Linked DNA regions of Homo sapiens: all the other regions are linked to region 1. Evidence: read pairs that join two places in POLR2A ChIA-PET (ENCODE). Cell type or tissue: Panc1. All regions are shown on one strand. Region 1 overlaps LOC102724322 (a long non-coding RNA gene). Region 2 overlaps CLTA (clathrin light chain A). Region 3 has its middle 22 kb from the start of MELK.

Region 1 (4,000 bases):
AAAGAACCCAGACACAAAAGGCCACATATCATGTTTCCATTTATATGACATGTTCGGAACAGACAAATCCATAGAGACAGAAAGTGAATTGCTGGTTGCCTAGGGCTAGGTGGGGAGAGCAGAGTTGGGGTGGAACAGGGAGAGACTGCTGCTTATGGGTTTGCAGTTTCTTTTAAGGGTGATAAAAATGTTCTAAAATTCATTGTGATGACAGCACAACACCTTGAATATATTTTTAAAAACCCATTGAATTGTATACTTTAAGTGGCTTTTCGATATTATATTTCAATAAAGCTGTTACTTAAAAAAATGTTGGTAGTCTTTCCGTGTAAATAAGGGATCTGTAGTTATTTTTAAAATAAAAACTAAAACTAACTTTTTTATTTTTATTTTTTTTGAGACAGAGTCTTGCTCTGTCGCCCAAACTGGAGGGCAATGGCGCAATCTCGGCTCACTACAAGCTCTGCCTTCCAGGTTCACACCATTCTCCTGCCTCAGCCTCCCAAGTAGCTGGGACTACAGGAGCCTGCCACCACGCCCGGCTAATTTTTTGTATTTTTAGTAGAGACAGGGTTTCACCGTGTTAGCCAGGACGGTCTCGATCTCCTAACCTTGTGATCCACCCGCCTCGGCCTCCCAAAGTGCTGGGATTACAGCCGAGAGCCACCGCGCCCGGCCTTTTTATTTTTTGTTTAGACGGAGTCTTGCTGTCACCAGGCTGGAGTGCAGTGGAGCGATCTCGGCCGCTGCAACCTCCGCCTCCCGGGTTTGAGTGAGTCTCCTGACTCAGCCTCCCAAGTAGCTGGGATTACAGGCATGCACCACCATGTCTGGCTAATTTTTGTATTTTTACTAGTGACAGGGTTTCACCATGTTGGCCAGGCTGGTCTCAAACTCCTGGCCTCAAGTGATCCACCCGCCTCGGCCTCGCAAAGTGCTGGGATTACAGGCATGAGCCACTGCACCTGGCCTTTTTTTTTTTTTTTTTCTTGAGATGGAGTCTCGCTGTCTTGCGCAGGCTGGAGTGATTCTTCTGCCTCAGCCTCCAGATTAGCTGGGATTACAGGCACCCGCCATCATGCCCAGCTAATTTTTTTTGTACTTTTGTAGAGACAGGGTTTTATCACGTTGGCTAGGCTGGTCTCAAACTCCTGACCTCAGGTGATCCTCCCACTTTGGCCTCCCAAAGTGCTGGGATTACAGGTGTGAGCCACCGCACCAGGCCTAACTTTTATATAAAACAAACAAACAAACAAACAAACAAACAAACAAACTGTTGGAAGGGCAGAAGACTGCTGTTAGTGTTAAGAAAATCAAGCTGTGTAGGAACTACCAACAAACTCAGCTCCCTGCAGCACTGAGGTGAACACCTTGCAGGAAGACACCCGGAACATGTGGCTGAAACCTTCTTTCCAAAGCCTGCTGAAGTCTGCTCACCTGCCTTCCGCTGCCAGAAGCCATAATCCTCTCTACTCTCACTCTCTTAATCTTGCAGATACACTGTTTATTGGCAGAACCTGCACTGGAGCCCTGAAGAGCAGCTACAGGAACTGTCATCTCCCAGATGCCAGCTCCTGTGATACCGGGGAGAACACAGCAGGAAGTGGGAATGGCTCTAAGCAGCCACACAGAGCAGGAAATGAACTCACCTTCTGTTTGAAATGAGGAAATCGAACCCGATATTGTAGAAGTGACTTGCTCAAGGTCACATAACTTGCTAGTGATAATGTACCTACTCTTCAGCTTAGGGCTTTCGTTGATGGCGGGGGGGACAAAAACCATCTGTGTGAATTTTAGGAGGCACAATAAACTGACTATCAAGTTACTATTTTGATTTAACACCCAGAAAACAAATATACCAAAGATGATTTATGTAGGAAAAATCCTGGTGCTGTAGATTTCAGGCCTGTCCAAACATTACACTTCAAACAGCTGCTTGACCCTGCAAAATAAAAGCTCATTTCATAGGCTTGGTGGTTTGTCAAAAAATCCTTCAACATGATATTTTGGCACACACACAAAAAAATTCCACATATCATGAGCAGAAAGTCTGAGCAGAGTTTTGCTCTTGTTGCCCAGGCTGGAGTGCAATGGCGGGATCTCAGCTCACCGCAACCTCTGCCTCCCAGGTTCAAGCAATTCTCCTGCCTCAGCCTCCCTGGTAGCTGGGATCACAGGCGTGTGCCACCACACCCAGCTAATTTTGTATTTTTAGTAGAGATGGGGTTTTTCCATGTTGGTCAGGCTGGTCTCAAACTCCCGACCTCAGGTGATCCGCCTGCTTTGGCCTCCCAAAGTGCTGGGATTACGGGCATGAGCCACCAAGCCCAGCCTGATTTTTTTTTTTTTTTTTTTTTGAGATGGAGCCTTGCTCTGTTGCCCAGGCTGGAGTGCAGTGGAGTGACCTTGGCTCACCACAACCTCTGCCTCCTGGGTTCAAGTGATTCTCCTGCCTCAGCCTTCTGAGTAGCTGGGACTACAGGCGCATGCCACCATGCCTGGCTAAATTTTTTTGTATTTTTAGTAGAAACAGGGTTTCACTATGTTGGCCAGGCTGGTCTCAAACTCCTGAACTTGTGATCTGCCCGCCTCAGCCTCCCAAAGTGCTGGGATTACAGGCATGAGCCACCGCACCCAGCTAGTCTGATTTTTTATTAAGATTTGTTTACTGAGAACCAAGGCTCCAATTACCCATTCACTCATTCTTAAATTTGTTCATTCATTCGCAAATGTTCCCTAAACATCCCTTAAGGAGCTTACTTCAGTGAAGGAGACAGAAACGTAAAAAGTGAATAAAATATATATGAGACTGATAAACTTAGTGTAAGAGTATAAATATATGTAAACGGATGAACTAATTATTATAAGTATAATAGGGTTGGGCACAGTAGCTCCTGTCTGTAATCCCAGCACTTTGGGAGGCTAAGGCAGGAAGATCGCTTAAGTCCAGGAGTTCGAGACCAGCCTGGAAAACCTAATGAAACCTTGTCTCTACAACAAAAGAAAAAGTAAAAAGTGGCCAGGCACAGTGGCTTATGCCTGTAATCCCAGCTCTTTGGGAGGCCAAGGTGGGCAGATCATTTGAGGTCAGGAGTTTGAGATCAGCCTGGCCAACATGAAGAAACCTCGTCTCTACTGAAAATATAAAAATTAGCCAGACTGGGCACAGTGGCTCATGCCTGTAATCCCAGCACTTTGGGAGGCCGAGGCGGGTGGATCATGAGGTCAAGAGTTCAAGACCAGCCTGATCAACATGGTGAAACCTCGTCTCTACTAAAAATACAAAAATTAGCCAGGCATGGTGGCAGGCACCTGTAATCCCAGCTACTCAGCAGGCTGAGGCAGGAGAATCGCTTGAACCTGGGAGGAGGAGGTTGCAGTGAGCCAAGATCGTGCTACTGCACTCCAGCCTGGGTGACACAGCAAGACTCCGTCTCAAAAAAAAAAAAAAAAAAAAATTAGCCAGGCATGGAGGTGGCTCTCATGGAGGCAGCTAGCATGAGGCTAGGGAGCGCCGAGCCACGCGTCATGCCCTGCGCTACCCAGACTAGTGAACAATACAGTCAGGATGGCTAAAGGTGACCCCAAGAAACCACAGGGCAAGATGTCTGCTTATGCCTTCTCTGTGCAGACATGCTGCAGTGGGATAATTAAGGAATCAGAAAGACTGAGGGGTTGAGGAGGAATTATTTAATTATTTAGGTGCACCGACCCAGTCGGATTAACATCCAAAGGACTGAGCCATGAACAAAGAGTCAAGCTACCTTTTAAGCATTTTGTGGGGCGGTGGGAGATCTGTGCAGGGGGAAGCATATTACAGAAGCAAGAAACAAAGACAGTTATTTAATTAAGACATGCATTACATCATTTCTTACTTTCCAAGGAACAACATGTTTTACGACTTGAGATTATCTGCCTAGTGACCTTGCAGCTACACAGCTAGAGAAACAGAGTCTTCACAATGCCTGGGAAAGGGAGAGATAAGGCTCACTAGCCACAG
Region 2 (4,000 bases), 100 kb after region 1:
ACATCTCTGTCTAACAGAGCTGCCAGAGACAAGGGCACTTAACCCAACCTGCTTCCTGCCTCTGCATACGAGAACCCAAGGCTCTACCCTGAAAATTAAAAATATCCCCAGGCTCGGTCTGGCCCGTTTATACACTGAAGTGAATGGATTGACTATTCAGTGAAAGTTGGGCTCTGAACCTGCCTGCCCTGAGGGAAGCAACACCACATATCCTCTCTTTGCTGCTTCCAAGAAGGGCTCTAAGTGTAGGGCATTAAAGCCCAGCTGCTGGTGAGTAGTGATATGAGAATGAAAGCGTTTTTCTCCTCACAACTCCTTAACCATCAGTAACTAAATAAAATCTATTTCAAACAGAACATTTTTAAGAAGTCAATTCAAGACTTTTTAAGGCACAAATAAGTACCCACAGAACCCTCAATTCTAAAATAATCATGTTGGAACATCCTTGGCTGCCTAATTACAAAGCACATATTCCTGCCAACGGACCCCTTCATGAAGTGGCTTTCAGGGGGCAGGGCTATATTGAGGAGACTCAACATGACCAAGTCTATAATCATATCCAAAGTAACTAGATCTGGGTGTATTCATGACACCCAGCTTTCGTTTCAGGGTTCCATGGAAAGTAACTTTTCCCTTGGCTGAATCACACCATTACAGGTTATGCATATTAACCAAACTCTCAGAGAGCTAAGCTCACTACAATTGGGATGGCTAAACAATAGGGTGAATTATGCTCACAAGACCCGAGAGACTTGCAACCTGTTTCAAGCACTTTCTTTAAAAACTGCAGACATTTCACACTAAAGGAGGCAGAAGCCAAAAACCGAGACTGGATGCTGAGAATGGATTTGATTCAATTTTGGAAAACAAAGTGTGCTACAACCACCACGGACTGACCTGTTGTTTGCTTTTGTTTTCTGTAGCTGCTCGTCCTGTCTTGCATACCATTCTTCTAGCTCCTTTATTGCCTTTTCTTTCCACTCTGCTTCTTGCTTCCGAGAATTGGCATCTTTGAAGGGAGAGAAGAGAAAGACAATACAATTGAGGCAAAGTGCAAACTGAAGTTCATCAGTTTATTTTGGTCTTGCTGAACTTGTGGTGGGTGCAGGTCCATGTCTGTGTGCCTGTTGGGGGAGAAGAGTAGAGAGGGGAAGATAAACTTCTGTTTTCTCTGTTTGCACAACCAACTCTGATTTCAGTGCTTCTATTCCTGCCTGGTCTTTCCCACAGTCCTATTCCTGGTCTTATCCCAGTCCACTGACATCTTAGTGGGTCATTAGTTTTGTTTTGTCTTGTTTTGGGCAGAGCAAAAGAGAAGGGTGTATGTGGAAATACTGACTTCTATTATTAATAGGAAAAAAGCCTTCTGGGCACCAATTGGGGGAGAAACAATTATAGATGATTCTTTACCAATGCTGCCAATATTAGTTCATAGTAGGGTATTCATCTTAATCTTTTACCTCTTCTCCCAAACTAGTCCATATTCCAGGTTTGACAATGGTTTTGTGGAACACAAGGTGGCACTCTCATAACTAAATATGGTAGAAGCACTTCTGTGAGGCAGGGTGCTATTAGGACAATTACCAAAGGTAGAGATGATTCAGGAACCAGAGAATGATAGAACACAGAATATTAGCACTAGAGAGGACCACAAAGCATCTACTCCTACTTGGTCTGCAGTGTGTTTGTGGCAGAGCCAGGGCAGAGCTACAAAAGAAACTCCACTGGAGAGAAGTGCAGGGGGTAGAGGTATGGGATCATTGCTAACAGTTAACCTAAAGGTTCTAGAAATGACAGCAAGAAAATGCATACCTAGCAGGTTTGCTAGATTGGATTCTCAAACATGAAACATGAAGTTTCTGAGGACTAAATATGGTTTTCTCTAAGACACTAAGCTGAAGAGACATACATCAGTAGATAGTGAGAGATAAAGAAATACATGCCGGCTGCTTGTGGTGGCTCACGCCTGTAATCCCAACACTTTGGGAGGCCGAGGCAGGTGGATCATCTGAGGTTAGGAGTTCGAGACCAGCCTGGCCAACATGGTAAAATCCCGTCTCTACTAAAAATACAAAAAATTAGCTGGATGTGGTGGTGCATGCCTATAATCCCAGCTACTGGGGATTACTGGGGAGGCTGAGGCAGGAGAATCGCTTGAATCTGGGAGGCAGAGGTTGCAGTGAGCTGAGATCGCACCACTGCACTCCAGCCTAGGCAACAAAGTGAGACTCTGTCTCAAAAAAGAAAAAAAAAAAAAAGAAATACATGTCATAGCTACTGAGGCAGCTGACACTTGAAGTTAACCTGATACTTCACTTTAAACAAGTTCTTCTGTCTGGCAGGTGTTTTATAGACATCTAACTCAATCTTTACAACAATCCCAAGAAGGTAAACTCTGATCACATTTTCAGCAGTGAGAAAAACTAAAGCTCAGAAAGTTTGAGTGAATTTCCTAAAGGTTATAGTAAGTGACAGAGCCAAGATTCAAACCCAGATCTGGCTGTAAAGCTTACACTTTGCTTACCTCATTATGCTTCCTCCAAAGGGAGGGACAGAAAGGGAGGCAAGCCTAGAAATAATCACAAAACGTGACCACCAGTGATCTGGACAGAGTTTTGAAAGTGCAGACCAAGAGCCCAAACTGTAATTAGTGTCTTTGAGAAGGAGAGTAGATAGCAGTAGCGGTGTCAAGTAACTACTAGAAGGGATGAAAAATGAAGTATTCTTGGGCATTTTTAGGGCCTTTGCAAGAAAGGTCTTATAGTAACAACCTGCAAAAGGCTGTGTGTAACTATAAGAAAAAGCCTAATAGCAGCTAGAAACTCCCCCAAGTTTCAGGTTAGTAGGAACGTTCATCTCGGTATCTAATTTGTCGGAAGGTGATCTGTCGTTCAGAAGAATCATTTTCTCAGATTTTTCACTGATGACTCTAAAGTATATACAGTAAACTTTTTTTTGTTTTATTTGAGATAGGGTCTCGCTCTGTAGCCCAGGCTGTACTGCAGTAGTTCTATCACAGCTCACTGCAGCCTCAATCTCCCAGGCTCAAGTGATCCTCCCACCTCAATCTCCTAAGCAGCTGGGACCACAAGCGTGCACCACAACCCCCAGCTAATTTTTTTTTTTTAGTAGAGATAGGGTCTCACTATGGTGCCCAGGCTGGTCTTGAACTCCTGAGCTCAAGTGATCCTCCCACCTCAGCCTCCTAAAGTGCTGGGATTACAGACCTGAGCCACACCACCTAGCCTCTACAGTAAACATCTAATATGTGTCTATCCATGGCATGAAGTACAGATGTGGAATGCAAGATTTAGCTATGCTGCAATGAGAAGCTGTGGGCTGGAAGTGCCATGTGACAATACCTAATTCAAAATGTAAGGCCCCCTTTTCAATCATGGTGAAATTACTTCCAAATAATTACCTTTTTGATTGGACAGTATTTTCTTTCAATGTATTTTGATGTTAACATTTACTATACATTAGGACTAAAATATAAAATTTATCTCTGAAAAATGAAATTAAATAAAAATGGTGACCTCCTGAACAGACTGTGGTTACTGCATAAAATAGTACATTTAAATTGGTCTTCTGGCTTTTGCAGCTTTAGTGCCACTGCAATACTAATTTAGAATTCTTCCCCTCAGAGGATGAAGAGGAAGAGTCCCCTTAGAGAGCAAAGCACATTCACAGGTGCCTTCCCTTCTGGCCACCCTCGTTACTGGTCAGAGAAAAGAAAATTACTTGAGAATGTAGCCAGCAGCTAGGCTGAAAACCACTGGCACCGGTTCTCTATTTTTAGCATCGCGTGCTTTCTCACAGTTTTTGCAAGGAAAAAAGGTGAAATTGAAGGAACACCTTGTTCATGAACCAAGTGAATTCAATTCAGTTGGAATGCAAGGCCAAATGTTGTACTTCTCTCAAAAAAAGCACTTTGAATTAAGAAAACAGCTCATAAGAGTATTCCCCAAGTACCCAATTTCATAATTGAAAAATTAAATCT
Region 3 (4,000 bases), 240 kb before region 1:
TGAGACAGAGTTATGCTCTTGCCGTCCAGGCTGAAGTACAATGGCACGATCTCAGCAACCTCTGCCTGCCGTGTTCAAGCAATTCTCCTGCCGCAACCACTCGAGTAGCTGGGGATTACAGGCACCCACCACCACGTCCAGCCAATGTTTGTATTTTAGTAGAGACGGGGTTTCACCATGTTGGCCAGGCTAGTCTCAAACTCCTGACCTCAGGTGGTCTGCCCACCTCGGCCTCTGAAAGTGCTGGGATTACAGGTGTGAGCCACCACACCAGGCCTTTTTTTTTTGTGGGGGAGGGGGACGGAGTCTTGTTCTGTTGCCCAGGCTGGAGTGCAATGGTGTGATCTCAGCTCACTGCAACCTCTGTCTCCTGGGTTCAAGCAATTCTCCTGCCTCGGCCTCCTGAGTAGCTGGGATTACAGGCACCGCCCCCATACCCGGCTAATTTTTGGAATTTTAGTAGAGACGGAGTTTCACCATGTTGGCCAGGATGGTCTCAAATTCCTGACCTCAAGTGATCCACCTGCCACGCCTCCCACAGTGCTGGGATTACAGGCATGAGCCACTGTGCCTGGCCATGACAATACATATTAAATATTACATAAAATGTGGTCATCAGATATTGGTTGGAGTGAGTTGGATGAGGTCTGGATAACAAATATTTCTAATTTTCCTATCCGTAATAATTGTATCATAATTGCAGCATGTTTTTGTTAAAAATACAGCACATATTGGCACTTTAAGCTTTGCCAAAAACCTCTGAGGTTTTCATCATTGCAGATCTCAGGGATAGAAAACTGAAGTTTAGAGGGGTCAAATGACTCATCCAAGATCCCACAGCTCTTACATGGAAAAACCAGAACTCAAAACCAGGACTTCTAAGTCTTTGTTTTGGTTTTTTTTGAGATGGAGTCTTGCTGTGTCGCCTAGGCCGAAGTGCAACGGCATAATCTCGGCTCACTGCAAACTCCTTCTCCTTGGTTCAAGCCATTCTCCTGCCTCAGCCTCCCGAGTAGCTGGGATTACAGGCGTGCACCACTACGCCCAGCTACTTTTTGTATTTTTAGTAAAGACAGAGTTTTGCCATGTTGGCTAGGTTGGTCTCGAACTCCTGACCTCAAGTGATCCACCCTCCTCAGCCTCTCAAAGTGCTGGGATTACAGGTGTGAGCCACCGTGCCCAGTGATTGGCCAGAACTTCTAATTCGAAAGCCCGTCTTTTGGTACCACTACATCATATGTCTAGGAATTGAAATGAGTCCTAGGCATTTGTGGTTTGTTTTTATGTAATTTGGACTTAGTTTTAGTCTTATATATCTATTTTAAGAAGTTTCTTCTTCTAACCCAGCATGTTAGGCCACAGTTACTTTTGCTTCCCCTTTGAGCTCTACTGACATTCTGCTGGGAAAATAATGCTGCACTAGCTGTAAATCTTATTCTGGAGAAATGATCTCGACCCTTGATTCCCCTCCCCGCCCCCCAGACATTGTCTTGCTCTGTCGCCCAGGCTGGAGTGCAGTGGCATGATCTTGGCTCATGGCAACCTCCGCCTCCTGGGTTCAAGCAATTCTCCTCCCTCAGCCTCCTGAGTAGCTGGGATTATAGGCACATGCCACCACATCCAGCTAATTTTTGTATTTTTAGTAGAGACGGGGTTTCATTACATTGCCAGGCTGGTCTCAAACTCCTGACCTCATGATCCGCCCATCTCGGCCTCTCAAAGTGTTGGGATTACAGACACGAGCCACTGCGCCTGGCCTCAACCCTTGATTTATCTCATCCATAGGATTTTGAAACTTTAGGACTAAAATGACTGAGACGTGGGAATAGTATCAGTGATTCATGAATTTGTTTGTACATTGAAATACCTGGGGAACTTTTACAATTCTTGATGGCCAGGTCACATCCCAGACCAATTAAACTAGAATCTGTGAAGCAGGGACCCAGCCACAGGTATGTTTATAAAGTGCTCTAGACAATCTGAATGCACAGCCTAGTTTGAGAGCCAGTCATCTAATGATTCTCAGTAGACACAATGCTACCATCTGGGTAATATTTTAGAAATTTGTGGGCAAATTTTGATTGTCAAAGTACTAAGAATGGCTGAAATAAAAAATAGTGATGATGCCAAGAGCTGGTGAGGATGCAGAGACTCTGAGTCACTCATACTTTGCTGGATGGGACGTAAAATGGTACAGCCGCTCTGAAAAATACTTGGGCTGTTTCTTCTTCCTTTTCTTTTTTCTTTTTTTTGAGACGGAGTGTCACTCTGTTGCCCAGGCTGGAGTGCAGTGGTGCGATCTCAGCTCACTGCAACCTCCGCCTCCCGGGTTCAAGCAATTCTCCTGCCTCAGCCTCCTGAGTAGCTGGGATTACAGGCGCGCGGCACCATGCCTGGCTAATTTTTGTATTTTTAGTAGAGATGGAGTTTCACCATGTTGGTCAGGCTGGCCTCGAACTCCTGACCTCGTGACCTGCCTGCCTCAGCCTCCCAAAGTGCTGAAATTACAGGCATGAGCCACCCTGCCCGGCCAGGGCTGCTTTTTTTTTACCACCCAAAATGGACTTAACATATGACTCAGCAATTTCACTCTTGGTCATTTTTCTCACATAAAATTTTTTTTCACACACAAGCTCGTAATAGTGTTCACAGCAGCTTTATTCATAATAGCCAAACACTGTAAATTATCTAAAGGTGTTTTTTTTTTTTGAGACAGAGTGTCACTCTCACTCAAGCTGGAGTGCACTGGCATGATTTCAGCTCACTGCAACCTCCGCACCCCCAAGCTCAGGTGATCCTCTCACCTTAATCTTCTGAGTAGGTGAGACTACAGGTGTGAACCACCAAGCCTGGCTAATTTTCATTTTTCTGTAGAGACGGGGGTTTGCCATGTTGCCCAGGCTTGTCTTAAACTTCTGGGCTCAAGTGATCCTGCCTGCCTTGGCCTCCCGAAGTGTTGGGATTACAGGCATGAGCAACCACGCCCAGCCTCTAAATGTCTTTCAGTAAATAAATGGCTGAACTGCGGAACATTCAAACCATGGACTACTACGCAGCAATCAAAGTGAATGAGCTATTAACACATACAACTTGGATGAACCTCAAGTGAATCATACTAAGTAAAAATAGCCAATTGGAGGTTGCGATGAGCCCAGATCGCACCATTGCACTCCAGCCTGGGCAACAAGAGCGAAACTCCATCTCAAAAAACAAACAAACAAACAATAATAATAATAATAAAAATGCCAATCTAGGTAGGGCTGGGCGAGGTGGCTCATGCCTGTAATCCCAGCACTTTGGGAGGCCGTGGCGGGCGGATCACCTGAGGTCGGGAGTTCAAGACCAGCCTGACCAATGTGGAGAAACCCTGTCTCCTCCATAAATACAAAATTAGCTGGGCATGGTGGCACATGCCTGTAATTCCAGCTACTCAGGAGGCTGAGGCAGAAGAATCGCTTGAACCTGGGAGGCAGAGGTTGTGGTGAGCCGAGATTGCGCCATTGCACTCCAGCCTGGGCAACAAGAGCGAAACTCCATCTCAAAAAAAAAACATTCTTTCCTTCATGTTAACTTTAGATAACCTGACAACAATGTGCCTTGGAGATGATCCTTTTTTTTTTTTTTTTTTTTAAAGACAGAGTCTTACTCTGTTACCCAGGCTAGAGTGCAGTGGCACGATCTCAGCTCATTGCAACCTCCACCTCCTAGGTTCAAGCGATTTTCCTGCCTCAGCCTCCTGAGTAGCTGGGACTACAGTCATGCACCACGACACTGGCTAATTTTTGTATTTTTAGTAGAGATGGGGTTTCTCCATATTGGTCAGGCTGGTCTCGAACTCCCAACCTCAGGTGATCTGCCTGCCTCAGCCTCCCAAAGTGCTGGGATTACAGGCATGAGCCACCGCGCCTGGCCATTTTTTTTTTTTTTTTTTTTTTTTTGGTGATGATCTTTTTGCGATGAATTTCCCAGGTGTTCTTTGAGCTTCTTGTATTTGGATGTC

The links. ChIA-PET counts read pairs that join two places held together with the same protein. Peaks named below come from ENCODE experiments on the same cell type or tissue, not always from the same donor. Only the 100,000 strongest peaks of a DNase experiment are listed, where the experiment ranks them.
Region 2: POLR2A ChIA-PET joins it to region 1 with 6 read pairs; 5 of 35 experiments call an interaction of 5 or more read pairs at or near these places.
Region 3: POLR2A ChIA-PET joins it to region 1 with 6 read pairs; 2 of 35 experiments call an interaction of 5 or more read pairs at or near these places.

Annotation. Positions count from the first base shown.
Region 1 is chr9:36,304,493-36,308,492 of GRCh38, reverse strand. All of the region lies in intron 3 of LOC102724322 (a long non-coding RNA gene), which reads right to left. It also overlaps the pseudogene HMGB3P24. Among named protein-coding and RNA genes, the nearest start is that of GNE, 48 kb to the right of the region's middle. In Panc1, no CTCF peak of the experiment used is centred here; a DNase peak (open chromatin) is centred at 1,722; H3K27ac peaks cover 3,213 bases.
Region 2 is chr9:36,201,077-36,205,076 of GRCh38, reverse strand. It overlaps CLTA (clathrin light chain A), which reads right to left. Exons shown (of 5, transcript NM_001833.4): 4 at 898-1,009. It overlaps LOC124902151 (a long non-coding RNA gene), which reads left to right. Exons shown (of 2, transcript XR_007061474.1): 2 at 1-356. Among named protein-coding and RNA genes, the nearest start is that of CLTA, 12 kb to the right of the region's middle. In Panc1, no CTCF peak of the experiment used is centred here; no DNase peak of the experiment used is centred here.
Region 3 is chr9:36,549,390-36,553,389 of GRCh38, reverse strand. No RefSeq gene overlaps it. Among named protein-coding and RNA genes, the nearest start is that of MELK, 22 kb to the left of the region's middle. RefSeq lists enhancers at 1,246-1,385, 2,489-2,768. In Panc1, no CTCF peak of the experiment used is centred here; no DNase peak of the experiment used is centred here.